Regions from separate parts of the Homo sapiens genome. Here regions 1, 2 and 3 are each linked to region 4. The links are chromatin contacts, found by Hi-C or POLR2A ChIA-PET in ENCODE. All regions are on one chromosome and are shown on one strand. The core of a region is the stretch at or near the end of the contact, and the rest is flanking DNA. Distances in the headings are between cores, read along the strand shown. Region 1 holds the start of ZFYVE27 (zinc finger FYVE-type containing 27). Region 2 holds the start of SLF2 (SMC5/6 complex localization factor 2). Region 3 holds the start of HPS1-AS1 (HPS1 antisense RNA 1). Region 4 holds the start of CUTC (cutC copper transporter).

Region 1 (6,611 bases), core at 13-2,512, 2.0 Mb after region 4:
AACCTGTGAGCAAGGGAAAGTGAACTATTCAGACCTAAAATCCTGTTCTTTGTACTCTCCATCCAATGCTCTTTTCCCCAAAGATCCATCAAAACTAAAAATCATAAAAACCAAGCATAAATGATCGCTGCAGCGAGGCAGCCCATGGGCTGAAATGAAATGATGTCCTGGAACATTTTTCTCCCACTCTTTACCTGGTTAATTCCTACTCATCCTTCAGGTATCAGCTTAAACATCACTCCCTTACTCTGGGAAGTCTCTGCCAACACCCCCAACTCTGGACTGGGAGACCCTCTCCGATGCTCCCAAAGGATCACGTACTCACCCTAACAGAGCACTTATCACATCACATCGCTTCTTGGCCTTGTGGCTAAGATCAAGTGCAGAGCACTGACCACGTCAAAGTAAAACTCCCTGCTCTTAACTGGCCTCCATTCACGACTGCTTCTGTACACAGTGGGTGCTTAACAAATGCCTGCTGAATGAGTGAATGAAATACCGTGCTCCAGGACTCTCGCCCGATCCTCTAACTCTTCCCACTCCCTTCGGTTCCCAACAACTTCCTGGGCCATCTCTGCCCCAGGGCAGTCGGCATCAGAACGCCCCATTCCCGTCTGCCCTTTCTGATGAGGAAACCGAGGAGCCTTTACGGTCTTTCCCAGTTCAAAGTCCTATCCTGAACTCTAAGCAGCAAACGAGGGGGCGGAACCTCGGCGAAGAGCAACATAAACCAGTCCCAGGCAATCAGCCGCGACCTGATGGGAGGGTGAGGGGATGGGACAAAGGGGCCAACGGGACCCCGAAATCCCCGCAGGCCGAGCCAAGGCGAAAGGGCACAGAGCGGCGCCAGGTATGAGCCCAGGAAGGGGCGAGGTATATCGACGCCCGCACTGGCCTTGGCCAACACCTCTGCAGCCAGGGGGGCCTGATGGAGCCCGTGAGGCTGGACAGGGAAGGCCATGCCCGAGGTCGTGGGGCCAGCATGTGGCGGCCCCCGCTGCGCCCAAGCACCCAACTACACACAGCCTGCGGAGACACTGGGACGCGGGGGGACGGCACCTCACCTACCCGGCCGCTGGCTCCGTGAGGGAGGCGGCAGGGTCGGGCAGGAGCAGGGGTAGAGCCACTGGGCCCCGGAGCGTTTCTTCAGGCCTCCCCCGGCTGAACGCCGCTCCTCCTGCCAGGGTTGTTCGGAAGTCGCAGGTCCGAAAATCTCCTCCGCCTACGCCGCGGCCGCCACCGCCGCTTCCGGGACGCGAATCGCTCTGCGGCTGCGTCCTCATGACGTCATCCCGCTCCGGGTTTAGCTCCGCCCACCCCAGCACAGGCAAGCACCCTTGCCAGCAGTGCGCCTGCGCGTCTTTCCCGCGCGCTCCAGGCTGGAGTTAATTCTGTCCTTGGCCGGCCGCCGTTCACAAAGCCTTGAGGACCCTTGGAAGCACGTGCTTGGCGACCCTGCAGCTCGTTGCCCTGCCTTGCCGCAGGGAACAGTTGGCGAGAGGCTTAAATGAAGAATTTACGTCTTCATCCTCTTTCCTTCCAACTTTGGAACTGAACTGGGGACTGTGTGTGAGCCCCGGAAAGACACCGTATCCTGTATGAGATGCCCAGCAGAGCATGCAGTTGTTTCCGGAGTAGCTAGTGTGTACAAGGTCCTGTGCAGGCCTCTCCCAGCTCAGTTCACTTCACACCGTGTGGCCCAGTTAATTTCCCTTAAAGCACACATCCGATGGCTTTATATTAGTGACTTAGCGCTCAGGTACAGAGGAGCCAAGCACTGAACCGGACTGAGCTCTTTTTAGACATTATCTAGTTCTCCTCCAACGACCCTATTAGGGTTGTCGCCATTTTACAGATGGGGAATCTCAGACGTGTTAAGGAACTTCTTTAGAGTCACAGCTAAGAAGCAAATGGGAGCTGGAATTTGAAGCTTATGTGTCATCTGACCCCAACGCCCCAACCATACCACCACCCACCTTGGTCTGCATTTCCTGGTCTTGTCTCCTGCCATCTTTCAGCTGCCTTTAACTTTGGCCAACTGAACCCCTCCACTGTTACCCTCAAATGCCCCTGGCACTCAAATGTCTGTATCCCTTCCTTGAGTGCCCCAGCTGGAAGTAATCACTTCCCTCTTCAAGTAGCCACAGAGCTTTAACTGCATCTCTTCCTCCATTATCTCCTTTCAGAAAGACAGGCCCATCCCTCCAGCCAGGACTTAGCTGTGCTCCAGGGTCCAACTCTTATTTCCTTAGGGCTTTGCTCTAACAGGCCTGAAATCTTGACTCTCGCTAACTCTTAATCATCATTCTAGAGACAAAATTCATGGAAAATTTCTCCTTTAGCCTAACTTTACCCCCTCTTTCCTACATGAGTTGGAAGACTCACTGTGAAGTGCTCTCTACCGCTGCTTCCTCGCCCAATTCACTCCTCACTGCACTGTGGTCCTGCTCCCCTCCATATTTCTGGGCTACCTGCCTGCTCACCTGTGACATCCTGGCTGCTAAATCCAATGGACACTTCCCAGTCCTCCTTGCAGATGACCTCAGAAGCACTGGAATCTCTTTCCTTTTTGGCACCATTGTCCACCTTAGCTTCCATGACACCACCCTCTCCTCTCTTTCCGACCTTCAAGGTCTCCTTAGGGCTTTTCTTCCTACCCCTCAAATGCTGGGGCTCCTTTTGCTACCCTTCTTTCTTCTGACTCAAGGCACTCCGTGAGGATCTCATTCACTCTTGTGGCTTCTGTCAGCTAATGTTTCGTTTCCCGTGTCTATGTCTCCAGCACCTAAAGCAGTACCTGGCACATAGTAGGCATTCTGTTAAGAAGGGTTGCAAGATGTTACCATTGGGGGGTAGTCTGTGGGATCACCCTGTGTTAGTTCTTATAACTATGTATAAATTGACGATTGTCCCAAAAGTAAATGCTTACCCTGTGTAGGTATTTTTCTCAAAGCTCCCTGCTTTAGTTGACTTTGTCAATTACCCGGCATGCGCCAGTCCCAACATAAGTAAGGTAGGAGGGCTTCTCCTCAGATGAATTGCTTGGTTGGTTTTTCCAGCTGTAAAATGGGGATAACCATAGTGGTACCCTCAGTGTGGGGCTGTGATGAGAATTAAATGAGCTAAAGTATGTAAATTCCTGACATGTTATAAGTGTTCAAAAATCGTTAGCAATCATTGTGATTTTTATTTTTACTCAAAGCCCTACCACCACCACCCCTAGCCCAAAAATCAGACAAGAATCCACGAAAGGCCAAAATGTAGAAAGATCCAATTCCCACACATATCACTAAGCCATATACAGAAATCCACTCACCACCCCTTAGAGAAATGGACTGAGCTTTGTGGTGGTCCAGGCCCATCTGCTGGACTCTGCCTCTCCTCCCTTAGGATGGGTCTTTTCCCCGAAAGCTCCTGGGTCTGTCATGCAGATAGCCTCTGAAGGCCCCTCTTCTTCGTTTCCTAACCTGGCCTCAGGTCTGAATTCCAGGATAGGCCATCGCCACTCCCCACCCACTCCCATCCCCCACCCTGTCCACCCCTCTGTACCTTTCTCAGACCACTCTCTTGGTGGATAGTTTCAGTGGCCCCCTGTGACCTCCAGGATAAAACCAAAGCCTGGTGTATTCAACTCTGGCAGTTCTCGGATATGTCACACCTTCTCCCATTACTGTACCTTTCTACAGACTACTCTCACCTTTTTTTTTTTTTTTTTTTTGAGATAGAGTTTTGCTCTTGTTGCGCAGGCTGGAGTGCAATGGAGAAATCTTGGCTCACTGCAACTTTTGCCTCCCAGGTTCAAGCGATTCTTCCGCCTCAGCCTCCTAAGTAGCTGGAATTACAGGCATGCACCACCATGCCTGGCTAATTTTTTGTATTTAGTAGAGATGGGGTTTCACCATGTTGGCTAGACTGGTCTCAAACTCCTTACCTCAGGTGATCCACCTGCCTCGACCTCCCAAAGCGCTGGGATTACAGACGTGAGCCACTGCGCCCCATATTCTTTAGTTGGCCAGCTCTTATTCTTCCTCCAAAATTCAGCTCAGATCTCACCCCTGAAGAAAGACTTCTCTGACACCTTCCCCATCAGCAGCCACTGTCTGGATTACGTGCCCTTCTGACTTGGCTCCGTGGGCCTGCCCCACCCCAGCACTTGGTGCCTCCTCCTCTCTCTAGACAGTGAGAGTCCTGAGGGAACTGCCTATAATTTCTGTGTCCAGCATCTAGCACAAAGGAGGTACCAACAAATGTTCCTTGAATGAGCGCATGCGTGTCAGTTTCCTCTTGGAGCACAGAATTCACATCTCTTTCAACAAAAGCCCCAGAACAATGCCCATTTCTTTTTTCTTTTTCTTATCTTTCTTTCCTTTTTTAATGTAATTTTATTTTATTTTTGAGATAGGGTCTTCTGCTGCTGCCCAGGCTGCAGTGCAATGGTGCAATCATAGCTCACTCTAATTCCTGGGCTCAAACAATCCTCCTGCCTCAGCCTCCAGAGGAGCTGGGACTACAGGTGCACACCACTAACACCTAGCTACTTAATTTTTATTTTTATTTTTTTTTGAAACGGAGTCTCACTCTGTCATCAGGCTGGAGTGCAGTGGCACGATCTTGGCTCACTGCAAGCTCCGCCTCCCGGATTCAAGCGATTCTCCTGCCTCAGCCTCCCGAGTAGCTGGGACTACAGGTGCACACCACCACGCCCAGCTAATTTTTGTATTTTTAGTAGAGACGGGGTTTCACCATGTTGGCCAGGATGGTCTCGATCTCTTGAGCTCGTGATCTGCCTGCCTCAGCCTCCCAAAGTGCTGGGATTACAGGTGTGAGCTACCGTGCCTGGCCAATTTTTTTTTTTTTTTTTTTTTTGTAGAATGAGGTGTTGCTATGTTGCCCAGGCTGGTCATGAATCATTTCTTAAAACAATGACTGTGAAACCAGCAAGAATGAACTGGACAGAAATTCTACCCTCTATGAACTCTTAGTTCAACAGAAGACGCTGACTTGACTGAGCCATGATATAAAGCAGGGGATTCTACTGTAACCGTAGGAGCAGAGAGAAGAGGCAGACTTAATCTAAGTGAGAGGATGGGGAAAGTTTTGTGTTCAACAATGTAGTATTTAAGCTAAGGAGTCCCCACCCTTCTTAAGAAAAATAAATTTTTTTCTTTAATAACCTAAGTACCGGTCAGGCACAGTGGCTCACACGTGTAATCCCAGCACTTTGAGAGGCTGAGGCGGGCAGATCACCTGAGGTCAAGAGTTTGAGACCAGCCTGGCCAACAAGGTGAAACCCCGTCTCTACTAAAAATATAAAAATCAGGCCGGGCGCGGTGGCTCACGCCTGTAATCCCAGCACTTTGGGAGGCCAAGGTGGGCAGATCATAAGGTCAAGAGATCGAGACCATTCTGGCTAACACGGTGAAACCTGGGCTCTACTAAAAATACAAAAAAATTAGCCGGGCATGGTGGTGGGCGTCTGTAGTCCCAGCTAGTGGGGAGGCTGAAACAGGAGAATGGTGTGAACCCAGGAGGCGGAGATTGCAGTGAGCCGAGATCATGCCACTGCACTCCAGCCTGGGCGACAGAGCTAGACTCCGTCTCAAAATAAATAAATAAATAAATATAAAAATTAGCCGGGTGTGGTGGCGCGTGCCTGTAATTCCAGCTACTTAGGAGGCTGAGACAGAAGAATTGCTTGAACCCAGGAGGCGGGGGTTGCAGTGAGCGGAGATCGTGCCACTGCACTCCAGCCTGGGCGACAGAGCAAGACTCTGTCTCGAAAAAATAATAATAATATATATATCCTAAGTGCCTGAAATTCTCACACTGGTAATTTACTCCAAAGGTAAATTTTAGTTTCTTTGCAATTCCTCCTCCTTGGCCTCAGTCTGACAGTGGAGAGTAATAGTATTTGTTTTCTCTTCCAGCAGCTATAGAATTGAGAGATATTATTCAAGAATTTCTAGACATTATCTGGAGGGAACATTGGAGGATACAAGAAGGCTTTAAAAACCAGAAAGGGACAATAGTCGTGGCCTGTAGCGATGAATAAAGGCCTCCCCTTATAATTAAGAGACGGACCAGCTTGACTGTGCTCTCTCGAGTCTAATTCTGATTTTTCCATAATCAAGTTCTAGTTCCTTCTTTCCCTCCTGCAGCATTCTGCCTCAACTCCTGGTGCTGCTGATGTTTTCCCCTTGGTAGCAGACAGGTAGAAGAGACTAAGGGAGAAAATTAAATAATCACTGAAGATAATATCTTACCTTGACATTTTGCAGAGGTTAGTATTTGCTTCAATAAGCAAGTGTGTTTATGGCCCACATACTTGACTCATAAACCTCACTGTGGCCCTTGGAGAAATACTAGGTGGAAATGCTGAGGAGAACAGGCTGGAGAAATCAGGGAAGAGAGAAGGGAATGTCTAAGCATGCCTCCTCCACCAGATGGCTCCCTTGCCCACTCTTATGGAGAAACATGGCATTTCAGAAGCATCTCTTTCAACTCCAAGTTTCTGGCTTTAACCTCTCGTGCCAGCCTCAATGCATTTCTCGCCATTTCCACACTATGCCAGATATTTTCATGCTTCTAGCTGCATTAGTTATCTCTTGCTG
Region 2 (7,286 bases), core at 3,295-5,794, 1.2 Mb before region 4:
CTAAGGATAAGAAACACTGCTTTACTGAGTTCGATGAAGGGCAACTGGAGGAAATGTAATGAAACCAGCTTCTACACAAACTGTGCATAAGTATTTCCTTCAGGAAAGACGTCAATGTGATGTAACAACTCTTAAATATTTTTAAATTTAGTATTCTAAATATGACATAGCAGTAGCAATGCTAATTCAATAATTCTTACACATACCACATTTGACAGATTATTTTTTCCAGGTATGATGTCATTCTGTTTCCTTTGTTCCTGCCTTGGTTTATATTTTCTTTCTATACTAGATTTTAAGGAAAGACTGCTTGCTTCTGAGAAAGAATTCTCGGAGTTGATTCTCTGCTCCATTTGCTCCTTTCTCAACCTCTTTAGTTCTCGTTCTCTGCAGTAAGAAGCTAGTGACAACTGGAATTTAGCTCCCAGTGGGCTTTCTTCCGGGTGGTGCCTGGACAGGCTGCTCCTGCTGCTAAGGCTTCTGGAGCTGTTATTGAAGATGTCAGCTTCTGCCACTGTGGTCTGCTTTTTGGAGTCTGCATTGGTTTTGCCTCGATCTCTATCATTCTTCTCATTATTTTCATGAATGAATAGTGACTTCCTTCTCTCTGGGGATCGATGTTTTTTCTTTAGTGACTTCATCTCCTTTGGCAAGTGATATGAAGAAGGAACATAGATATTTGTTCCTTTGGCTAAATATTTGGAGGCTAGTGACAGACAAGGCCGACGTGACTCATGTATACCATGATCTTCATGGTGCTCTTTAACACCTTTCATGAAAGCTTCTATAATAGGGCTCTTTTCTGGTGGCACCCTTTTGGGTTTAGATTCTTTTGGTGAGGATAGTTTCCTTTCAAACTGCTCTGTCCCAGTGATAGACAATCTACTTCCTCCATATTTGATGTTTGATTTTTGTGGTGAATCCAACATGTGTCTGTCTAAATAGCCAATTAAAACACATACAAATTGCATGTTAGTAAAATATTTAATATTTATCTAAATTATTAATGTTTAAAATATAAATTAAACTATACTAATGTTACCACAAAAATTTTCAAACCAACAACTTGGATAATGATACACACTTTATTGGGGGGTATAGGAGAAATTAAGAGATGATTTATTTGTTAAAAGCCTTAGTTTCATAAAGCTCTCTTTTGGTACATCATATAACCTCCCTATGGCTCTATAAATTACTGTATTAGAGAATCAAAATAGTATGTATTATGAACATTAAATTTTTTACTAGAATAATATTTTAAATGTAAGAAAACATAACAGCAAAAAGACTTTCATATTTAGAACTTCAGTTTATCCTTGTAAAACAAAATACTGCATCTTCATTTTATTTTCAATTTTGAACACTACGTTTACTAAAACAGTTTAGAGTAGGTTTTAAAGTTGAATCTGTCTCTCTCCTCACCCCCAAAATAGCCCACAAAAAATGCATCAACAGTGTACATACCTTGTTTTGAAGCTGGTTTGAAGAAATCTATAATTGACTGCTTCCTGAAAATAAAAGCATAATATGGCATCATATAAGCAAATATTAAAACCTTCATAACTCAGATTAAATGGAGAAAGATTTATAAAATAAAGGCTGGATTTCACTATTTGGTTTAATAAAGTTCTGACAATGGTAACAATGCTTTGCTAAACTGTTCATTAAAAAAACAGAAAATATAACGTATCACTTCCTATAGGAGTTCATTTATAAAAATACAACTGAGGTTTATATTATTTATAGTACTTAAATAGGTCAGACTGGTGTGTAGACCCAAGGAATTAGTACAGAGTGCTTCTTAAGACTGAAATGTTCACGGCTACATGGTAGAATGCAACATCTTGGGTATCAGCATATGAACCTACTTGTTCTCTGCAGACATTGATACAAAATAATTACTTGGTATCTAAGCACAGCTGCGTTTTAAAATTTAGAATAACAAGCTAAAAAAAAACTCAATAGATGTATGCCAAATGAATAATGGGGATTATAAAAATGGAGTAAAACTTGAACAGACTCTCATAACAAGAGTAGAACAGTAGATGGTAGAATGGCAATACAGGTGATTTGGCTGATCTAGGGAATCAGTTGAAGAGGAGTTTGCTGGACAAGGGCAGAAAAGAAAAATACCAAACTTATGCTACCCTCTTTATACATTAAGATGTTAATCTAAGTAACAGCAGAAATTAGAATGAGTTGTCACAACTAGTTTCAAATTCTTAATTTTTTATCAAAGAATCCTTAAGATAGTTACAAAAATAACACATTGCTTGGGAAAAACACAAGGAGAAAAGGAAGAAAGTTAACAAGAATAACAAAAACCAAATTAATTTTTAAGAATTTCTGTACCGTAAAGACTGGATTTCATTATCTGGCTTAACTAATCAAGTTCTGACATTGGCAATAATGCTAAAGTGAAATAGGAATCCATTACCAGAATTCGTATTCTGATTTGTTCACTGTAGAGTTGTCAGCTGCAAAAAAGGGGATGTTATGATATGCTGAACAAAAAATTAACTTTCTGGTAAATTTTGCTAAAATGTATCATTTTACTGAAAGAGAATAAGCTATAGACTATTGATTTCCCTAAACATTCATCCACTATGAGGTTGGAATGCTCAGTGAAAATTCCAACAATCCAAGTTTCTTGAAGGTTAAGCTTCTTGTACACTTTACTGGTCACATTAGAAGAGCAATGCACATCTTTACTGGTTTACCAAGTCCATCACGCTTGTTTGAGATGCTGGTATAAAAGCTAAGTGCTTATGAGATGAATATGAGTGACGGGCTATGGAAGAATATATGCATTTGTTTACATAAATTATACTAGGCAAATTAACTCCACCAGAGTAAATGTTGGAGGTTCTGCAAAGGGAAGAAGGATGATACCTTGTTATTGATCTTGTTATTGATTGAGGAGAGATGGGAAGGGACCCAGAAGCAGCTCATTTGTTGCACACAAGATAATTCTAAATGCATTTTACTAAATGTAACACTGTATCTCTTCCCTAAAATATTGGACCTCAGACTCCTTTTTGATTAATACACCAGAAAGAGAAAAAATGATTTTGGGTAAAACATACAAGAAACCTGTAAAATAACCATGAATGTAACTTTCAAGAGGTAGGTTCTCTAAGTTCATATGCACACAAAATGTCCACTGCTTATTTAACAACTGGCTTAAAAAAAAACACACACACACACACAATTATAACAGTTTCACAAACCCTTATCTGAACCTTCTGGGGCCAAATGTGTTTTAGAATTCTGAATTTATCAGATTTTAGGAAGGGGATAACTTGGATGTATTATGGAAAGTCCCCAGTGGGGTCTGGTGCTGCAACCTGTAATCAAATCCACTGACATTTCTCCAGCAAAACATGAATATTCACACTTAATGGGATAAAGACCACAAACAGCCTTACATTAGTTTTAGTCAGATCTGGCTGCCCAGTAAGATGTGGTGCCAAACTTACTGAAAACGTTTTGGTTTTCATAGCTTTCTGGCTTTCAGAGTTAAGATAAGGGATTGTGGGCCTGTACCACAGTATTAGTAACATGAATATTGTTAAAACTTAATACAATTTAACTTAAAATAAAAGACAGTACCAAGTTCGTAGGGAATTTAAACATGTTTTATTGTCAGAGGATGTCATTAGATGAAACTCCCCATCTCATTACATAGCTCCCACAAAATCTTTACAAAAAAATTAGCCTCTTGGAGAGGCGTGAAGTTACTGAAAGAGAAAACACGTCACATTCCAAATCTGCAAGTTCTTTTAAGTATGAACTAGCGTGCACGCTGGACTACAAAGTAATTCGTGGAAGGGATTCCCTCATCACAGGTTACATAATTTCACCCACAACATAGAAAAGGTTTATATTACTAAACCACTAGGATCAGTAGAACTGACAACGTACAGAAAACGATCTAAATATGCATTAAGCAGTTAGGGTCCCGGGTCAAACTCTTGCAAAGGAAAAAAATCACTTTCTTTCTACCTAAGGCGGGTTCTCCGTAGCTGTCCAGGCTGGTGGTCACTAGACCAAGAGCAGCTGCCCAACTACAGAGAAGCAAACTCCAACTCCCAGTAGCCCCTGCGCGGAGGCGGGGCGGGGATTTGCCAGGCCCCGAAATGCCAACGCCTGAGCTCGCGGAGGATGGCGGGAACTGGAAGAGCGGCGGTCTGCAGCCCTCCCCTCATACCCTTGCCCCCGCGACCCGGCCCCTTCTCAAGCCCTCTGCACGGTACCTGTCCCCAGGACTCTCTGTTCTCTTTCCCGCTGCAGCATGGGCGGTACTACCGGGTCTCAGATGGCAGCGCGGGGGCGACGACCCCGGGGCTGGGGATGAGGGGAAACCTGGCCTAGCGGGCATGCAGCGCCTTGTCATGTCGGCGCCGCTGGCGACGGCGGCATGAGCCGTGGCTGGAGAAGTTGGGTGCGTGGTTGCCGTCTTGCTGCTGGGACTCCGGGAGGCTGTCGGAGCAGAGGTGGGCGGCACCCCCTTCTCTCTTCATGGCGGTTCTCTCTTCGGAAGTGACTCCGGCGTGAGCGGGAAGGAACCTGGGGACCAGTAAGGGGCGGGTCTTACTTCATGAATCACGTCTTGATTGGCTGGCACGGTGGTCATTTCGGTGGTGGCGCAATAGGAAGCCGCAGCCTCTCTGGAGAAGGCGGGGCTTGGGGACGGGGGAGGAAGAAACCTCCCCCTCCCACCCCGTCACATGCACTGAGGGCGCGCGCCTCTGGTCCCGGCCGCCTCGGCCTTGGCCGGCGCGCGGGGGCGGAAAGGCGCGGGCAGCAGCTGGCGGACAGCTGACGACACCCGCCTGGTTGAAGGCGAGGGGTGAGGGTTTGCTGAAGCAAACCGGAGCCCGGCAGCTGCCTTCGTTGAGGATGGCCAACACTTGGGCTTCCTGTGTCACACAATTGTGCCTCAGAAATCCGCAGCTGTTCATTACATCGTCTCTTTAACAGCTTAGGCCAAAGTGCCATAATACTGTCACAATTTGCTGAGGGATCTGCACAGCGCGATCCGAAGACTTGTCCATTCTACGACGGTTCTTGTTGAGTGTCAGCGGTAGATTATTTTTTTGTCTTTAAGAAGAAGAAAAAACCCCCAAAAAACTCCATTGGAATAAAGACAGTTGTTAATCCACAAAAGCATTTTGTTTCTCATGAGTTACCATGAAGTCTCTGCAGCCGACTTCCTTGGAGATTTTTTAAAGGAACACAAGGTCAGCTTTCAGTTTTCCATGTTAAGCGTGGGCAGCATAGATAAGTAAAAGCTGCCTGCAATCTCCAACCCTCCTTTGTAAAGGGCTTGTGCTCTGGAGGCTGTTAGCCATGGTTTTCCTTATAAACCGAGAGACTGGTCAGTATCTCTGAACCTCAGCCTCCACATCTGTAAAACGGGCATTTTACTCACTTTTCTGGGTAATTGTAAACCATAAAAGGATAAAACAGTGTACACTGCACAGTTCAGATTCTCTCATGTAACAGGTACAGAGCAAATTATAGTTCCCTTTCTTCCCCAGATAGATTCCTACAGCGAATTTTACTTCTTTACAAAATCTTCCAGAGACAGGTCAAATACTGTTGCAATAACTGTTAACAACCAAAATATCAATTTCAAGATGTCCAAGCTTTAATTGACAGAGTTATTTAATCAGTTGGATGGAAAAAAATCTTAAATGATATAAAATAATTTGGACGGGTCTTTCAAGTTTATTGTATAGAAATTGAACTATTGGCCTGATACAGTTGCTCACATCTATAATCCCAGCAGTTTGGGAGGCCAAGGCAGGTGGATAGCTTGAGCCCGGGAGTTGGAGACTAGCCTGGGCAACATAGCAAGACCCTGTCTCAAAAATAAATTAATTAATTAAAATTTAGAAAAAACGAAATTGAACTGTTCTGGTCACTAAGCATGCCTGACTGACTCCAAGTTCACCTCCTTTTCCCTTCCCCTTTAGTCCCCGGGAGGAAGAATTAATAAGGAATAAAGTGGACAAAAAGCTGGCAAAGTAGAGGGTCGAAGGTAAACAGTGAATATACAGGTTTCACATTCACCCCAAAAGCACATATGTACAGCTGTATACTAGCTAATGGTGGCGGAAGAAGGGAAGTGCCAAAATAGAGGGTACTTTTCTGCTCCTAATAGCGGAGAATTTACTATACGTAACATTGTTTTTTACATAAAAAAACATGATACTCAAAATGTGTTGAATGACTTACACATTTGCATTTTACATGTATTATTTCCTATCTCTTAGTGCTTTCTGTTGGATGTTTTTACACTAGGAAGTTTCTGTACTATAACAGAGCACATCTACGAAACATTTAATCCGATTCATTTCCTTGCATGCCTAATCGATAAAGAGTAATGCATAAAAACACGTTCTGCATGATCATTTAGTTGCTTTTCTTGGATTATAGTACTTGAATCATCCAGCCTCCAAAGTATCACTTTAAAGCCTGTACTCAAACTACCAAACAATAGTTTTCTCATTTTCTTAATCTGAGTAACAGATTATGGAGTTAAGTGAGGCAAGAAATCCCTCGATCAATAAATGGAGATGGAGTCATAATGAAAACACAATTTTAAAAATATCTTCTTAACGGGAAGTAGTTATCTAAATCCTCAATAAGCATCAAGACTCTTCTTTGTTTAAGCTGTGTACGAAAGTGGTACAGATTTGGGTTGCAGGGTGAAATATGTTCAACATATTAATAAGAACCCCAGGGGAACTTCTAGGGCCTAGGGCTCTTCTCCACCTCCCACCCCCAAATAGTACTGGACAGTCTATTTTGTGTTTATATCCTTTCTCCTAGTTTAAATGTGTACGTATATACCATGCATGCGTGTGCACGCACACATGTTTATTGTAAGGGTTTTTTACACTTCAATTTGTAGTGGGCTAAAAGGAGATGACCAGGAAACTACACTAGGTAAAAGATTTAAGGAGTTCAGATGCGTGCTTAGGAGGAGCTAATAGGGGAGAGAAAACTAGGATGGCAGGGGGGTTACTGGGGGGAAAGGACATTGAACAATGTAACCAAACCCAGTTAGAGACTTAAGACAAAACTTAGCTGGGATTTGGAAGAAAAGAGAAATTAAGGCTGGATGACCATAAAAGGCTAGTTTGGGAAGATTTCTGGGCATGGGGATGGGATGAGGATGCAAAGATTGAAGAAATGGAGTGGCTTCTTTGCACAAAGCTTCTGTGGGGGTGCAGCTCAGCTCAGTTTAGCACCCTGCCTTGTTAAAGACAACAGGA
Region 3 (7,131 bases), core at 1,986-4,485, 1.3 Mb after region 4:
TAACATACTACCACATACCTACTAGAATGGCTAAAGTTAAAATAGGACAATATCAAGTGCTAACAAGACTACAGAGCAATTACACCTCTCAGTGTTGCTAGAAGGAATGTAAAATGGTACATCCACTTTGGAAAATGGTTCAGCAGTTTAATATAAATTTAAACACAGACTTACCATACAGCCCAGCAATCCCATGAGTAGATATTTACCTAAGAGAAATATAAACTTATGTTGAACTACCTCACACCCATTAGGATGGCTACTATAAAAATTTTAAAGAAAATAGAAAATAGCAAGTGTTGACAAAGATGTGGGTAAACTGGAACACTTGTTCCAGGTTGGGAATGTAAAATGATGCAGCTGCTGTGGAAAACAGTATGGTAGTTCCTTAAAAAATTAAAAATAGAATTACCATATGATCTAGCAGTTTCTCTTCTGGGTATATGCCCAAAAGAATTGAAAGCAGAGTCTCAAAGAGATATTTGTACACTCATGTTCATAATGGCCTTATTCACAATGGATGTAACCCAATTGTCCATCAGCAGATAAATGGATAAGCAAAATGTAGTATATACAGACTATAGAGTATTATTTAGGCTTAAAAATAAAGAAAAAAGGAAGGAATTCTCACATATGCTACAACATGAATGCACCTTGAGAATATTATGCTAAGTGAAATAAGCCAGTCATAAAAAGACAAATACTGTATGATTCTACTTATATGAGGTACTTAGAGTAGTCAAATTCATAGAGACAGAAAGTAACATTGTGGTTGCTATGAGGAGGAATGAAGAATTGTTGTTGTTGTTGTTTTTGTTGTTGTTTTTGAGATGGGAGTCTCGCTCCGTTGCCCAGGCTGGAGTGCAGTGGCATGATCTTGGCTCACTGCAACCTCTGCCTCCTTGGTACCAGCAATTCTCCTGACTCAGCCTCCTGAGTCACTGGGACTACAGCTGTGTGCCACCACACCCTGCTAATTTTGTATTTTTAGTAGAGACAGGGTTTCACCATGTTGGCTAGGGTGACCTCAAACTCCTGACTTTGTGATCCGCCCGCCTTGACCTCCCAAAGTGTTGGGATTACAGGTGTGAGCCACCACACCCGGCCAGCATTATTGCTTAATGGATATAGTTTCAGTTTTAAAAGATGAAAAGAGCTGTGGAGATGGATGGTGGTGATGGCTGCATAGCATTAGGAATGTAGTTAATACCACTGAACAATACACTTAAAATGCTTAATGATCAATTTTACATTATATGTATTTTACCACAAACAAATTTGAAAAAAAGAAACATGTTGACACAAAAAACCCGTACATAACTAAAAAATAGATTATATTGGATTACATAAAAATGTAAAACTTTGGTGCTACAAATGATACCACTAAGAAAGTGAAAAGACAAGCCACATAATGGGAAAAAAACTTTTGCAAATCAAGTATCTGATAAGGGGCTTGTAACCAGAGCATATAAAGAACTCTTACAACTCAATAATAAAGACAATTTAAAAATGGATAAAGGATTTGAATAGACATTTCTCCAGAGAAGGTACACAAATAGGCAAAAAGCACATGAAAAGATGCCGAACGTCAGGGAAGTGCAAATAAAATCACAAGACACCACTCCACGCTGGGTTACTATACTTAAAAAAAAAAAAATCAACAATAACAAGCATTGGTGAGGATGTGGAGAAATCAGAATCCTCATACATTGCAGTTGGGAAATGGAAATTACCAGTAGGGGAATGAATAAGTAAATAACAGCATATCCATTTGATGGAATTCATTCGACCACTGAAAGCATAGTGAGTGAACGATCTCAACGGTGGGCTGAGCAAAGAGATGCGTGTGGCAGGGCTATGTGCTGTAGATGGGGAGTTGGAAGAATTTGCCCTAAGGTGGGCTGGAAGGGGTGGGTAGTGGGTTGGGGGGAGTGATGCTCTCTTTGATCTGCAGGTGGTGGAAGTATTGATTCTTAGCCTCTGCCTTTCCCCCAAGAGATGCTCAATCTACTATATCCCCAGCCAGTTCTTGCAACCCATACCTTGCTGGGCTGGGCTCAAAGCTCCCAGGTGGCACCCAGGCACTGAGGGGTGGACTGTTCGGGGATTTAGGCCCTTCCAGAGCGCCCCCTCCACTTCCAGGCACCCCCAATACACATACGATTTTTTAAAATAAATATTGCAAACATAGGTTCAACACAAAACTCCTAATGTGCACTCCACTCCCAAAATAGATTGAGAACTCCTATAAATTCCAGCGTTGGCACTCTGGGGGCAACTGAGCCCTTCTGTGCGCTATGTCACCTCCCCAAAGGTCAGGGAGAGCAGTCACAAAAGGACAGCTCTAGCCCCAGAACTTCAGTTCATTAGGCAAAGCCTGAGGTTCCGGGGCATGGGGAGGAGAGAAGGGATCAGCTGAGGAGCCAGGAAACCTGGGTTCTGAGCCTGGTTCGGACCCTCAGCAAGTTATTTCTTCTCTCTGCGCCTCCGTTTCCTCTTCTGTAAAATGGGGCATGGGCAAGGCCTGGCAGGGGCGGGGCTCGAACCCGCGGAAGGCGACGGCGGCTCCGGCCCCTCCCGGGGCGGGCGGTCACGTGCGCGATCACGCGGTCCTACCCGGAAGCGCGCCCGGGCTCCTGCAGGCGGGGCGCTGTGCGCGCCGCGATCCGGTACGTGGGCCTCCGGGCTGTCCCCTCTGGGGGCGGCGATCCTCCCTCCGGAGCCCCCCTTCAACCCTCCCGGAAGTGAGGTAGGGTCCCTAGGGGTCCCGGAGCGGGCCCACTCCTAGCCTCACCCACTCCGGGCGTGTGGCCGTGGGCCGGTCGCTTCCTCGCTCGGGGCCAAAGTTCCTCAGCCGTGAAGAGGGGTGGATGTCACAAGTCAAGCCTCCTTCCCAGGGTGGCCGTGAGGTTCGGGGGTGGGGGGAGGTGGGGATTTGGGGTGAAACTGGACAGAAACTGGCGTGCTAGGCAAACGGGAGCCCCGCGGCGGCGAACTGCTGACTCGCTCTCTCCAGAGACTCAGGGGCAGGGCCGGGCTCCGAAGGTGTGGGACCCCAGAAGGAGCTGCTGAAGACGGGACCAAGGGCCACAGGGAGGTTTGCTGGGGTCCAGATGGTGAAAGTGGGCGCTGGGGGTCGCCCCAGGTTGGCCCCCCGCCATCTGGAGCTCCTTTCGTCAGTGAGTCCCCTCCGAGTTCCCTTTCTAGGGCAAGATAGCGAGGTGAAGCGGAAGTCTCAGTGTGACACCGGCGAGGTTCTCTTCCCAGCAGCCTTTGGGAAGCATCCCCCTGTTTCGGGAATATGGCATTCGGGCCAATCATGTGGGTGATGGAGCCCGTCTCAGGGTTCGGCTGCTAAAGGCCGAACTCGTAACAGCAGTCTCTGTGGCGGGTAGTCACTTGCCTCTTACTGGCTCACAGTGCTTGACTTCCTAATTAAGTTTTCTGTTGTTCCTGCCCTCTATTCAAATATGAATGATTCCGGAACCAGATTGATTAATCCTGTTATTTGAAGAAGGGAAGCTGGGAAATAGGAATAATGATCCCCACACCTATGTAAGAACGCAGTTTGCTAAGGTTACTTTGCAGCTTGCCTGGTCACTCCCATGATCTAACCCTGTAGGGAGGTAGAGTAGGGGATGTTGCTCTGTTTCTCCGCAGGAGTTTGAGGCTCAGAGAGGTTTATGGGACTTGGCAAAGCCAAAACTAGAACCTGGTCCCAGATGCCTTTCCTGTTAGTTTCCTTCCATTCATCGTATCATCCCAGGATCCCCACTCCCTTCACCGGGACTGCATCCTCACCACCTGGGATGTGCTATGCTGTCTCCCGTCAGTCACTCCTAGCAAGCTCCCTGGGGCTGCTTGGGGAGCTCTGAGTGACCCGCAGAAGTGAGAGCACTTCATGGGAACAAAGGAGGAAGGAACAAAAGTGGGCACCTGCTCTGTGCAAAGGGCTGTGCTGGCCGGGTTCCTATTCTCCATTATGGGAGGTGAGGGGCAGGATCCCAGATATGTTCTTAGCAGACTGCCTCAGGGCCTGGAGAGACCAGGGACCACGCAGCCCTTCTCCAGCTTGTCCTTTCTCAACGGGCAGCAGTCAAGACCAGGGCATCTGCCTGCCCTCATATTCTCTCTGTTTTAAGCATTTGCAGGACCAGGGATGCTGTGCTGCTCTCCCATGAGCCAGTCACCGAGTCGGTCTGCTGCAGCCCTTTCTGAACCTCTGGCCGTCTGGATGCTCCACTGTGCTTGCCAAGGTAGATGATCTTGCCCCACCTGGGGAGGACAGGGAGGCAGGCAGCATCCACCCTGGGGCTTTGGGAGGCAGATGGAATGAGGTAGGCAGTGGACTGAGTGCTACTGGGCTCTGCACACCTGCTCATCCCCTCCCCAGCCCTGCATCCTGAGGCCACCCCCATCCTGATGCCTCATCTCTCCTTCACCCCTCGAATCCAGGCAGGTCATCACAGCCTGCTGCATCTTTAAAGCTCCTCCCAGCCCCCACCAAGGGGTGAGCACTCATTACCTGACACCCGCACCTAGATGACCGCCTTCATGACCTTGACCTGCCCATCTCCAGCCAGCCGGTCACTTCTCCGCTCACAACCACAGCCTCCATTCCATAGCCCACTGCTCCCTAACCCATACACTCTGGTCAGCTTTGTCACATGTACCTGGGAGTCCCAGAGCAGCCTCTTCAGGTCCACCCGCCTCTCCCAGCAACCTCCTTTTCACACCTGTTGCACTCTCAGTGTCTGCCTTGGCATTGAGTAATTCTGTGGGAATAGGCTGCATTCCTTCTTCACTGTGCTGTTATGTCTCCTGGCATTTGCCATAAATACCTTGGGACCAGTTGCACCAAGTTAGTTTGGGAGGAATTCAGTAAGGACCACTAAGCTGGACATGGGGATGACGGAACACAAGACCTGGAGATGCTGTGATCCTCCCAAGAAAACTGGAAATCCACTTGTGTGAGAGTTACAGCAGAGCTTCCTAATCATTGTCATGGCTTAGCGCACATACCACATGATTATATCTGCGTGACACCCTGAGGCACATAAGAGGATTTGAAACCACTGCCTGAGGCCTCTTAGCTGCAGCAGCCAGCCTGGAGCACTGTCCTCACCAGCCTGGTCAGGCTGCCCCAAGTTTTAGAAGATCGAGGGTTTGCCGCACGCAGAGGGCCATGGCACACAGTGTGGGAAGCTGTATTAAAGATCTTCCAGTGGGTGAATAGTTAAGACATTTCTTACATAATCAAGCACAGAGTGTGTGGTGTGTGTGTGTGTGGCGGGGGGGTGGGGAAGGAGATTTGGGAGGGCTGAAGACACTGGTGGCTGTGGCCCTAGAAGCTGCAGCCTACTAGGTACAGGGGCTTTAGGCAGCCTCTGTTCTCACCATGAACAGGGAGAGCAGCATTTGAATGAAACTTCTGTGGTGCTGAAGTAAATTCAGGGGCTTTGAGGCTCATCTTCTGGAGCTGTTTTTTGTTTGTTTGTTTGTTTGTTTGTTTGTTTTTTCAGACAGAGTCTCGCTCTGTCACCCAGGCTGGAGTGCAGTGGTGTAATCTCGGCTCACTGCAACCTCTGCCTCCCGGGTTCAAGCAATTCTCCTGCCTCAGCAGTTATCCCGAGTAGCTGGGATAACAGGCACTTGCCACCATGCCTGGCTAATTTTTGTATTTTTAGTAGAGACGGGGTTTCACCATGTTGGCCAGGCTGGTCTCGAACTCCTGACTTCAGGTGATCCACCCCCCTTGGCCTCCCAAAGTGCTGGGATTACAGGCGTGAGCCACCGCGCCCAGCCCTGGAACTGTTTTTATCTGAGGGAGAGATATCTCTGGACTGCCCAGAGATGGAGGTGCACCAGTGCCCTCCGATCCACACCAGGCACTAACTGGCTGCCGTGAGCATGGCCTCCCTGGGCATTCGGCTCCATGTCTAGGCCAAGACCTGGGTCCCTTCCTGTGCCAGTCTGGTTCCAGTAGGCCCCGTGGTGGGTCTGTTGCTGTGCTGAGAGGGACCAGATACCACAGAGGAAAGGGCCCCAGCCTTGGCATCAAACAGGTCTGGGTCCAGATCCCAGCTTTGCCACTTCAGGCTGTGCCTGTGTCCTGCTCTCTAAAATGGGGGTACCTGAAGAGTTCTACTTTGTCCAGTTGTGAGGGTGCAACAAAAATGGAAGTCCCTTGTGATGCCTGGTGTGCAGAAGGGGCTCACTGAATGTTTGCTGAGGTTGGGGTCCTCTTCGTTACTCAGACTGAGCTCATAGATGTTGGGGCTGGAGGCTGACCTTGACCTTGCCTTTCCCTGGCAGATGAAGTGCGTCTTGGTGGCCACTGAGGGCGCAGAGGTCCTCTTCTACTGGACAGATCAGGAGTTTGAAGAGAGTCTCCGGCTGAAGTTCGGGCAGTCAGAGAATGAGGAAGAAGAGGTGAGTGCAGGGTAGGCAGTCCCAGGAGGGGTGGATAGGAAGGAACCATACAAAACTCCCAGCAGGCAGAGAGGCAGGAAAACCTGTGTTCACCCTGTCCTGGGCAGCATGAGCAGGGTGCTGGGTGGGGTCCAGCATCCTTCACACCTAGACCCTTATCCTCAAGGTTGGCCTCTTGATGCTCTGAGCTCGGTGACCCCACCCCCACACCCCACCAGTCCTCTCTGGACTAAATGAGGGCAAGAAGAAGTCGAATTTTATCACGTAACAGAAGAACTTGGAGCCATCAGTTTCTGTAACCTAAAAAGTTTAACAAGGCTGGGCGCGGTGGCTCACGCCTGTAATCACAACACTTTGGGAAGCCAAGGTGGGCCAGTTGCTTGAGCTCAGGGATTTGAGACCAGCCTGGGCAGCATGGCGAAACCCTGTCTCTACAAAAAAAATACAAAAATTAGCCAGGTGTGGTGGTGCGTGCCTATAGTCCCAGCTACTTGGGAGGTTGAGGTGGGAGGATCACTTGAGTCCAGGTGGTAGAGGCTGCAGTGAGCCGAGACTGTGCCCATGCATTCCAACCTGGGCGACAGAGCAAAAAAAAAAAAAAAAAGTTTAACGTAAGCTGAACACGTTAATTTTTTAATAGCTGTATTAAGGTATGATTAACATACCATAAATTGCACATATTTAAAGTGCATAATTTGA
Region 4 (6,916 bases), core at 909-3,408:
TTACTTATTTAAGACTATCAGTCCCTGTCCGGCGCGGTGGCTCACGCCTGTAATCCCAGTACTTTGGGAGGCCAAGGTGGGCGGATCTGAGGTCAGGATTTTGAGACCAGCCTGGCCAACATGGCGAAACCCCATCTCTACTAAAAGTATATAAATTAGCCGGGCGTGGTGGCGGGCGCCTGTAATCCCAGCTATTCAGGAGGCTGAGGCAGGAGAATTGCTTGAACCTGGGAGGTGGAGGTTGCAGTGAGCTGAGATCAGGCCACTGCACTCCAGCCTGGGCGACAAGAGCCAGACTCCGTCTCAAAAAAAAAAAAAAAAAAAAAATACTATCAGTCCCAAACTGTGAAAGGGTTAAGTGTCAATCTATGCTCTTAACCAACAGCTCTGCATTATTAACTCCATGAGTTTCCTGGTAGCTACCAGACCAGCTGTCAGATCAGTGGCACTGGCCGATGCTGATGCTGCCGGGGGACTATTTGCCTCACACAAGAAAGGACCCTAGGCAGGAGAAGATGGAGAGATGTATAAAAAAGGCTATGACAGAAGGCAGAGCAAGGCAGTTGTCCCAAGCAACAAAGTTATAGGATCAAAGGAGAAGCAGCAGCAGTTCTCAAAGTGTAGTAGTCCAGAGAGCTTTGGGAGCCTCTGAGACTTTTCAGAGTCTGCAGGGCTACAACCGTTTTCTTAATAATTCTAACACTTTATTTGACTTTTTCACTTTAATTCTCTCACAAGTGAGAGGCGTTTTCTTTTTTGAGGCAGAGTCTCACTCTGTCACCCAAGATGGAGTGCATTGGCGCGATCTCGGCTTACTGCAACCTCCGTGAAGAGGCGTTTTCAAGAGGCTACTTGACATGTTAGACTGAATGAAGCAGCGGGCATGAGAATCCAGCTGTCTTCCATTAAGATATACTGAAGAAACTTGCAAAAATATATTTCCACTCTTTTGCTTTTTTTGTTGTTGTTGTTTAGGAATATTTCTTTTTCAAAAAAATATTATGTCAATATGTAATGGGTTTACTATGGTTATTTTCTAATCAATATTTTAAAATTTTGTTTTAATTTTATTTTTATTTTTTTGAGACGGAGTCTCGCTCTGTCGCCCAGGGTGGAGTGCAGTGGCGCGATCTCGGCTTACTGCAACCTCCGCCTCCCGGGTTCAAGTGATTCTCCTGCCTCAGCCTCCCGAGTAACTGGTATTACAGGCGCCTGCCACCATGCCCAGCTAATTTTTGTATTTTTAGTAGAGACGGGGTTTCACCATGCTGGCCAGGCTGGTCTCGAACTCCTGAGCTCAGATGATCTGTCCCCCTCGGCCTCCCAAAAAAAAATTTGTTTTAATTTCTAATACAGTCAAAATAGATAGATGTAATCCACATAAAGAAAAAATCTTTGAGGATTCTTGATAACTTTTAGGAAGGTTCCTCTTCACGGAGGAAGAGGGACTTGCCAAATTCTCTGGCACCTGCCATGCCATGCTACCCTGGCACTCAGGAAGAACTCGGGTCTTGGAGCAGCCACAAGCTCGGCCACTTGGTAGCTGCGTGACTTTGGGGACCAAGCCCCGTCCCCGCCGTGGCAGCTACAGGTAACTGCAGGTTAGGAACTGGGCTCCGCGCTCGACAATTAACTATCCCAGCGGAGTACTGGCTGCTGGTGCGGGCGGTACTGGCATCCTCGTGTGGCGACGGAAAAAACGTGAAGCTGAAGTTAACCAACTTGCACAAGGTCGCAGGGCCGTTATGAGGGGACCCCGGGACTCGAACCTTGGCTCCACAGCTGAGCCATTCTCGCTACCTGCCCCTCGTCACGCCCTCCGTTTCCACACCTTTAACGCCTCAAAGATAGAAGGTGCCGCCCAAGGGGCTGGAAGGAGCTGAGGAAACGACTCCAGAAGAAATCACCACTGACTACGACTCCCGCCGGCCCGCCCCGGGGAGCCTTCGGCCGACCGTCCCCTCCCCCGCCACCTTCCGCACCGGCCTTCCCGGACGGTATCCGCGCTCGTTTTCGCTCAGAGGAGGCCCCCTGCCTTTTCATGCTCCACGCGTTCCTCCCTCGTGCGCCTGCAGTTTCCACTTGGAATTTGGGCTCCGGCGCGCACCAGCTAAGAAGCGCGTCAACAGCTGCGCGCGCCCGTGCGCGCGTCCCCGACACCTACGCCCCAGCAGCCCCCGCGAAAGCGGAGTCGCAACGCAGGCGCACTTCTGTTCGCTCCGGTCCCCAGAGAAGGCGGGGCTCCCGCTGCCCGACCCGGAAGTGCTTCTCTTTTCCTTGGCGGAGGAGGGAGACCACAGAGCCCTGGGTTGTGGAAGAGGTGGCTGTTCCCTGTCATCAGTATGCAGCGATTGCTCTTTCCGCCGTTGAGGGCCTTGAAGGGGAGGCAGTATCTGCCGCTCCTGGCTCCTAGGGCAGCGCCTAGAGCACAGGTACCGCACTGCAGCGGACTCCGAGTCGCGGGAGCGGGGATGGAGTGAAAGGGCCGGGATAAAGATAATGTAGAGCCCCACATCACGTTTCCGGAGCTCCTTACAGTGCACTCACAACGCATAGGTTCAGATCAGAGCCCCTAGGTTCAGATCTGGAACATTGACCTGCTGTGTGGTATTGGCCAAGTTAATTAAACTTTCTGTTCTTCAGTTTCCTTATCTGTAAAATGGGGATAACAATACCTACTTTAAGGTTTGTTATGAGGATTACATTCTTTAATATACATCAGGCCTTTAGCACATGGTAAAAGCTGAGTAATTTTTACCCATATAGTTTATTTTTGCTTAAAAAGTTCCAAGTAGTCAGATGAGGAAGTATTACTGCATCCTACAGAGAAGGAAATTGAGGCTTAAAGTTACTTTTCTAAAGGTGACTCAGTTAATCAGAAATAGGAAACCGAGCATGGATCTTTGGACTCACAGGGATATAGTAAGAAGAGGGCATGCATTTGCTTAACTAGTAATTATTGAGTGGTTATTATATATTAGGAACTGGAAAAAGAAAGATAAATATTACAAGACTCCTGCCCTGGAGGAAGTCAGTTTATTCATTTGCGAAATCCTTATCATGGTCTCATTATATAAAGGAACAGTGTTAGAAACAAAGCTAGCAGAAGGGAGAGAGCAAGACTGACCGGACACTGCCACCCCAAAGCTCATAGTTTAGTGGGAGATACAAACAGATGAACCTGAAGGTAGAGTGATGTGCTGCATAACAACATTTTGGTCAACAACAGGCCACAGATACAGTCATGGTCCCATAAGATTATAATGGAGCTGCCTTTCCAAGTGTACCTTTTTTTTAAAAAAAAATCTTTTTCTCTAAATTTCTTTTTTAGAGACAGCGTTTTACTTTGTCACCCAGGCTGGAGTGCTGTGGCATGATTATAACTCACTGCAGCCTCCAGCTTGGAAATCCTGGCCTCAAGCATCCTCTTACCTCAGTCACTTAAGTAGCTAAGACTACAAGTGTGTGCCACTGTGCCTAATTTTTGAAAAAATAGAGATAGGGGGTCTCGCTACATTGCCCAGGCTGGTCTCGAACTACTGGCCTCAAGTGATCCTCTCACCTTGGCCTCCCAAAGCCTTGGGATTATAGGCTTGAGCCGTTGCACCTGGCCCCATTTTTAAATCTTTTATACCATATTTTTACTGTAATTTTTCTATGTTTAGATAAACAAATACCATTGTGTTACAGTATTCGGTACATAATATGCCATACAGATTTATAGCCTAAGAGCAATAAGTCATACCATATAGCTCAGGGGTGTAGTAGGCGATACCATCTAGATTTCTGTAAGTACTTTTTTTTTTGAGAGATGGAGTCTCACTTCATCGCCTAGGCTGGAGTGCAGTGGTGAGACCTTGGCTCACTGCAACCTCTGCCTCCCAGGTTCAAGTGATCCTGCCACCTCAGCCTCTCAAATAGCTGGGATTACAAGCATACACCACCATGCCCAGCTAATTTTTGTATTTTTGGTAAAGATGGGGTTTCACCATTTTGGCCAGGCTGGTCTTGAATTCCTGACCCAAGTGATCTCCCTGCCTCTGCCTCCCAAAGTGCTGGGATTACAGGTGTGAATCACTACACCCAGCCTTTAGATTTGTGTAAGTACATTCTATGAGGTTCACACAATGATGAAATTGCTTAAGAATGCATTTCACAGAACATGTGCCCCTGTTGTTAAGTGATGCTTGACTGTACATTACAGTGTATTAAGGGCTTTCCAGTGTGCTGTGGGAGTGACCTATTGCAGACCTTGAAGAGCCTGGGAATACATCCCAGAGGAGGTGACATGTAAGCGGAGATCTGCAGTAGGTATTATTAATCAGGGGAAAGGAAGTGTACAAGCCAGAGAGAAATGTTGAAAGACCTAGAGGTGAAAGAAAATATTCCATATCTGTAAGTAGAGTGAAGTCTGAGGGAAGTATTCAGAGATGAGAAGATTCATGTAGTTGGGGATAGGTTTGAGTGAGGCTAGATTTGAAAACCAATTGGAAAACCAGTTGGAAGGCTGATGCAGTAATCCAGATAAGAGATGATGACTTAACAAGACATGGCTGTGGGGATGCTATGGTACTTCGCGCTAATCAGAATGGGGTTGAGTGTGGGTAGCAGCCATTCCCTGTTTCTCCAGTTGTAATTTGTCTATCTTGATCTTTAGTGTGATTGCATCAGGCGCCCTTTGAGGCCAGGGCAATACAGCACCATCTCTGAAGTAGCTTTGCAATCTGGAAGGGGTACAGTGTCCCTTCCCTCAAAGGCTGCTGAGCGGGTGGTGGGCCGATGGCTCCTGGTCTGCAGTGGAACAGTGGCTGGAGCAGTTATTCTTGGTGGAGTAACTAGGTAAGTAATTTGCTCGTAGTGAGTCAGGTATTTGGATCATCAGTAGAAGCACAGGTTGACTGAGGAGAAAGGATTTTTTTTTTTTTTTTTTTTGAGACAGAGTCTTGCTCTGTTGGCCAGGCTGGAGTGCAGTGGTGTGATCTCGGCTGACTGCAACCTCCGTCTCCTGAGTTCAAGCGATTCTCCTGCCTCAGCCTCCCAAGTAGCTGGGACTAGGCGCGTGCCACCATATCTGGCTAATTTTTTGTATTTTTAGTAGAGACAGGGTTTCACCATGTTGGCCAGGCTGATCCAAACTCCTCACCTCAGGTGATCTGCCCACCTCGGCCTCCCAAAGTGCCAGGATTACAGGCATGAGCCACCATGCCCAGCTGGAGAAAGGAATTTTACAGAGCATCTAGTCTAGCTCCCTCATTGTATAGATGGAGAAACCGAGGCCTTAAAGAAGGAACATGTCTGATGGCTTGCCCTGCCATAGAACAGTTGAGTGTTTTATTAGTAGGAGCCTTCTATAAAGACTGGTTTATGTCTTAACTGGTACCTGTGCATTGTTTATGTATCTTTTCTCTTTCAATCAGAGTCCAAGTTTGTCTCAAAACTTTTTTTACAGTTTGTTTGAATTAAACCCAAAGAAGTTCTGTACATCACAATTGGTTCATGTTTCTTAGGTTTGTTTAAATCTATCAAGAGACTATAGATTTAGACACTCCTCCCTTTCCCCCTCTTCTAGTTGCTGAGGAAACTCTAGTCATTTGTCCTATGGTTATGCACAGTTTAGATTTTGCTGACTGCATAACTGTGTGATATTTAACATGTTCCTTTGTCCCGTCTATTTCCTGTGAATGAGTAGTTGGTTGATCAGATTCAAATTAGGGATGAGGGAGCAAAATACTTCAGTAGGTGAATAGAACATTCGTGAATATCTGGTGTCTATTATAGATGTTAACAGCCATTAATTACCATTGCCTAGATCCATTATTTCATTAGCGTAGCAAAATTATAATATTTTATTAGCTCAACTCTAAAAAGCTTTCCCTCATCATCAGTTTGGATATCCCAAGGTATAGTTTGTATAGGAAAGGCAGGATACATACTTGATTCTTCTTTCCCTTTATTTACCAATTTTCAAAATAATAAATTGGTCCCCCAAATCCTCCAAAGGCAACAAATAAAGGATTTGAATTTTTAAGGCTCATTATGAGATCATAGGTTCAAACACACTCGATAATGTTTCGGTCCGTTGTGATGATGGTGTTAGTGATTTGCTCAGATTGTCCCATCTTTAGTCAGTGGGCATCTCCTGAAATTGGCTCTAGTGACTTTTTGGCAGGGCCCTAATTACCTTTGATAGTTTCCTTACTTTCTAGTATGACAAGATGTTCCGAGCTCATCTTGTGCATTTCTTGCCTCAGGCCTAAAATCAGGCTTTTACTCTAGGAATCCTAATTCCTTTTGGTAAAAAAGTTTCTAGTTTTAATCAAATGTGTCTTCCTCAAATTCTCTTCACATTCCACGTCCCTTATTTCAAAATACCTTATGTGTTATATAGGTTGTTATGAGCAAGTGAAACAAATTTGAATTTTATTGTCTTTAAATTCACCCAAGAATCTAAACCTGTATACATGTAACAGGTCTCTTTTCCCTGGGTAAGGAATGTTGGTTATGCATTTAGAACACATTTCTTTGGCTGTAGGGGTTGATTTTACCTGTTGAGGAATGCTAGTGAAAGGAAGAATTGGGAAAAAAAAAAGAATTGGGGAGAGTTGAATAAAAGGATTGAGAGAATATAAGGGTAAATAAATTTGTACCTGATGGCAGCTGTTTCTGACAAAATTCCAAGCAGTAACAGAGAAATGTCTCAAAAGAGGAAACAAGGAAACAATGTGTTTACCTTTAACAAGGTTAAGTTCAGATCCACTTGTTGCTATAAACCTTTTGTGAGTAATCCAGCCTCACGCATACACCCCAAAATTTCTTTCCTATCCTAAGGTTGACAGAGTCTGGCCTCTCGATGGTAGATTGGCATTTAATAAAGGAGATGAAGCCACCTACAAGCCAAGAGGAATGGGAAGCAGAA

What was found. Hi-C counts contacts between places; a loop is a spot of excess contacts on that map. ChIA-PET counts read pairs that join two places held with the same protein, here RNA polymerase II (POLR2A). Pooled maps may share reads with other maps.
Region 1: a map of naive thymus-derived CD4-positive, alpha-beta T cell shows a loop between it and region 4 (12-fold over the local background). The contact joins the promoter of ZFYVE27 here to the promoter of CUTC in region 4. A Hi-C loop is called at or near these places in 1 of 168 maps with a recorded cell type or tissue (naive thymus-derived CD4-positive, alpha-beta T cell) and 8 of 50 pooled maps. POLR2A ChIA-PET finds 5 or more read pairs at or near these places in 1 of 52 experiments (activated CD4-positive, alpha-beta T cell).
Region 2: a loop to region 4 is called in a map of B cell, with 39 times the contacts of the local background. The contact joins the promoter of SLF2 here to the promoter of CUTC in region 4. A Hi-C loop is called at or near these places in 3 of 168 maps with a recorded cell type or tissue (B cell and CD8-positive, alpha-beta T cell), 1 of 37 single-sample maps with no recorded cell type and 13 of 50 pooled maps.
Region 3: a loop to region 4 is called in a map of CD8-positive, alpha-beta T cell, with 27 times the contacts of the local background. The contact joins the promoter of HPS1-AS1 here to the promoter of CUTC in region 4. A Hi-C loop is called at or near these places in 4 of 168 maps with a recorded cell type or tissue (CD4-positive, alpha-beta T cell, CD4-positive, alpha-beta memory T cell, CD8-positive, alpha-beta T cell and 1 more) and 15 of 50 pooled maps. POLR2A ChIA-PET finds 5 or more read pairs at or near these places in 1 of 52 experiments (activated CD8-positive, alpha-beta memory T cell).

Annotation. Positions count from the first base shown.
Region 1 is chr10:97,731,779-97,738,389 of GRCh38, reverse strand. It overlaps ZFYVE27 (zinc finger FYVE-type containing 27), which reads right to left and starts at 1,262. Exons shown (of 13, transcript NM_001385875.1): 1 at 1,069-1,262. RefSeq lists silencers at 997-1,066, 6,284-6,578 and an enhancer at 1,397-1,546.
Region 2 is chr10:100,910,221-100,917,506 of GRCh38, reverse strand. SLF2 (SMC5/6 complex localization factor 2) reads right to left here and starts at 4,544. Exons shown (of 20, transcript NM_018121.4): 1 at 4,257-4,544; 2 at 1,465-1,508; 3 at 207-937. The coding sequence starts at 4,396. RefSeq lists enhancers at 4,395-4,444, 4,465-4,534 and a silencer at 4,755-5,024.
Region 3 is chr10:98,442,425-98,449,555 of GRCh38, reverse strand. It overlaps HPS1-AS1 (HPS1 antisense RNA 1), which reads right to left and starts at 3,235. Exons shown (of 3, transcript NR_134454.1): 1 at 2,799-3,235. HPS1 (HPS1 biogenesis of lysosomal organelles complex 3 subunit 1) reads left to right here and starts at 2,621. Exons shown (of 20, transcript NM_000195.5): 1 at 2,621-2,749; 2 at 4,152-4,256; 3 at 6,316-6,432. The coding sequence starts at 6,316. RefSeq lists a silencer at 2,454-2,803.
Region 4 is chr10:99,727,476-99,734,391 of GRCh38, reverse strand. It overlaps CUTC (cutC copper transporter), which reads right to left and starts at 2,158. Exons shown (of 9, transcript NM_015960.3): 1 at 1,983-2,158. The coding sequence starts at 2,043. COX15 (cytochrome c oxidase assembly factor COX15) reads left to right here and starts at 2,265. Exons shown (of 9, transcript NM_078470.6): 1 at 2,265-2,432; 2 at 4,658-4,839; 3 at 6,829-6,916. The coding sequence starts at 2,343. RefSeq lists an enhancer at 2,344-2,563.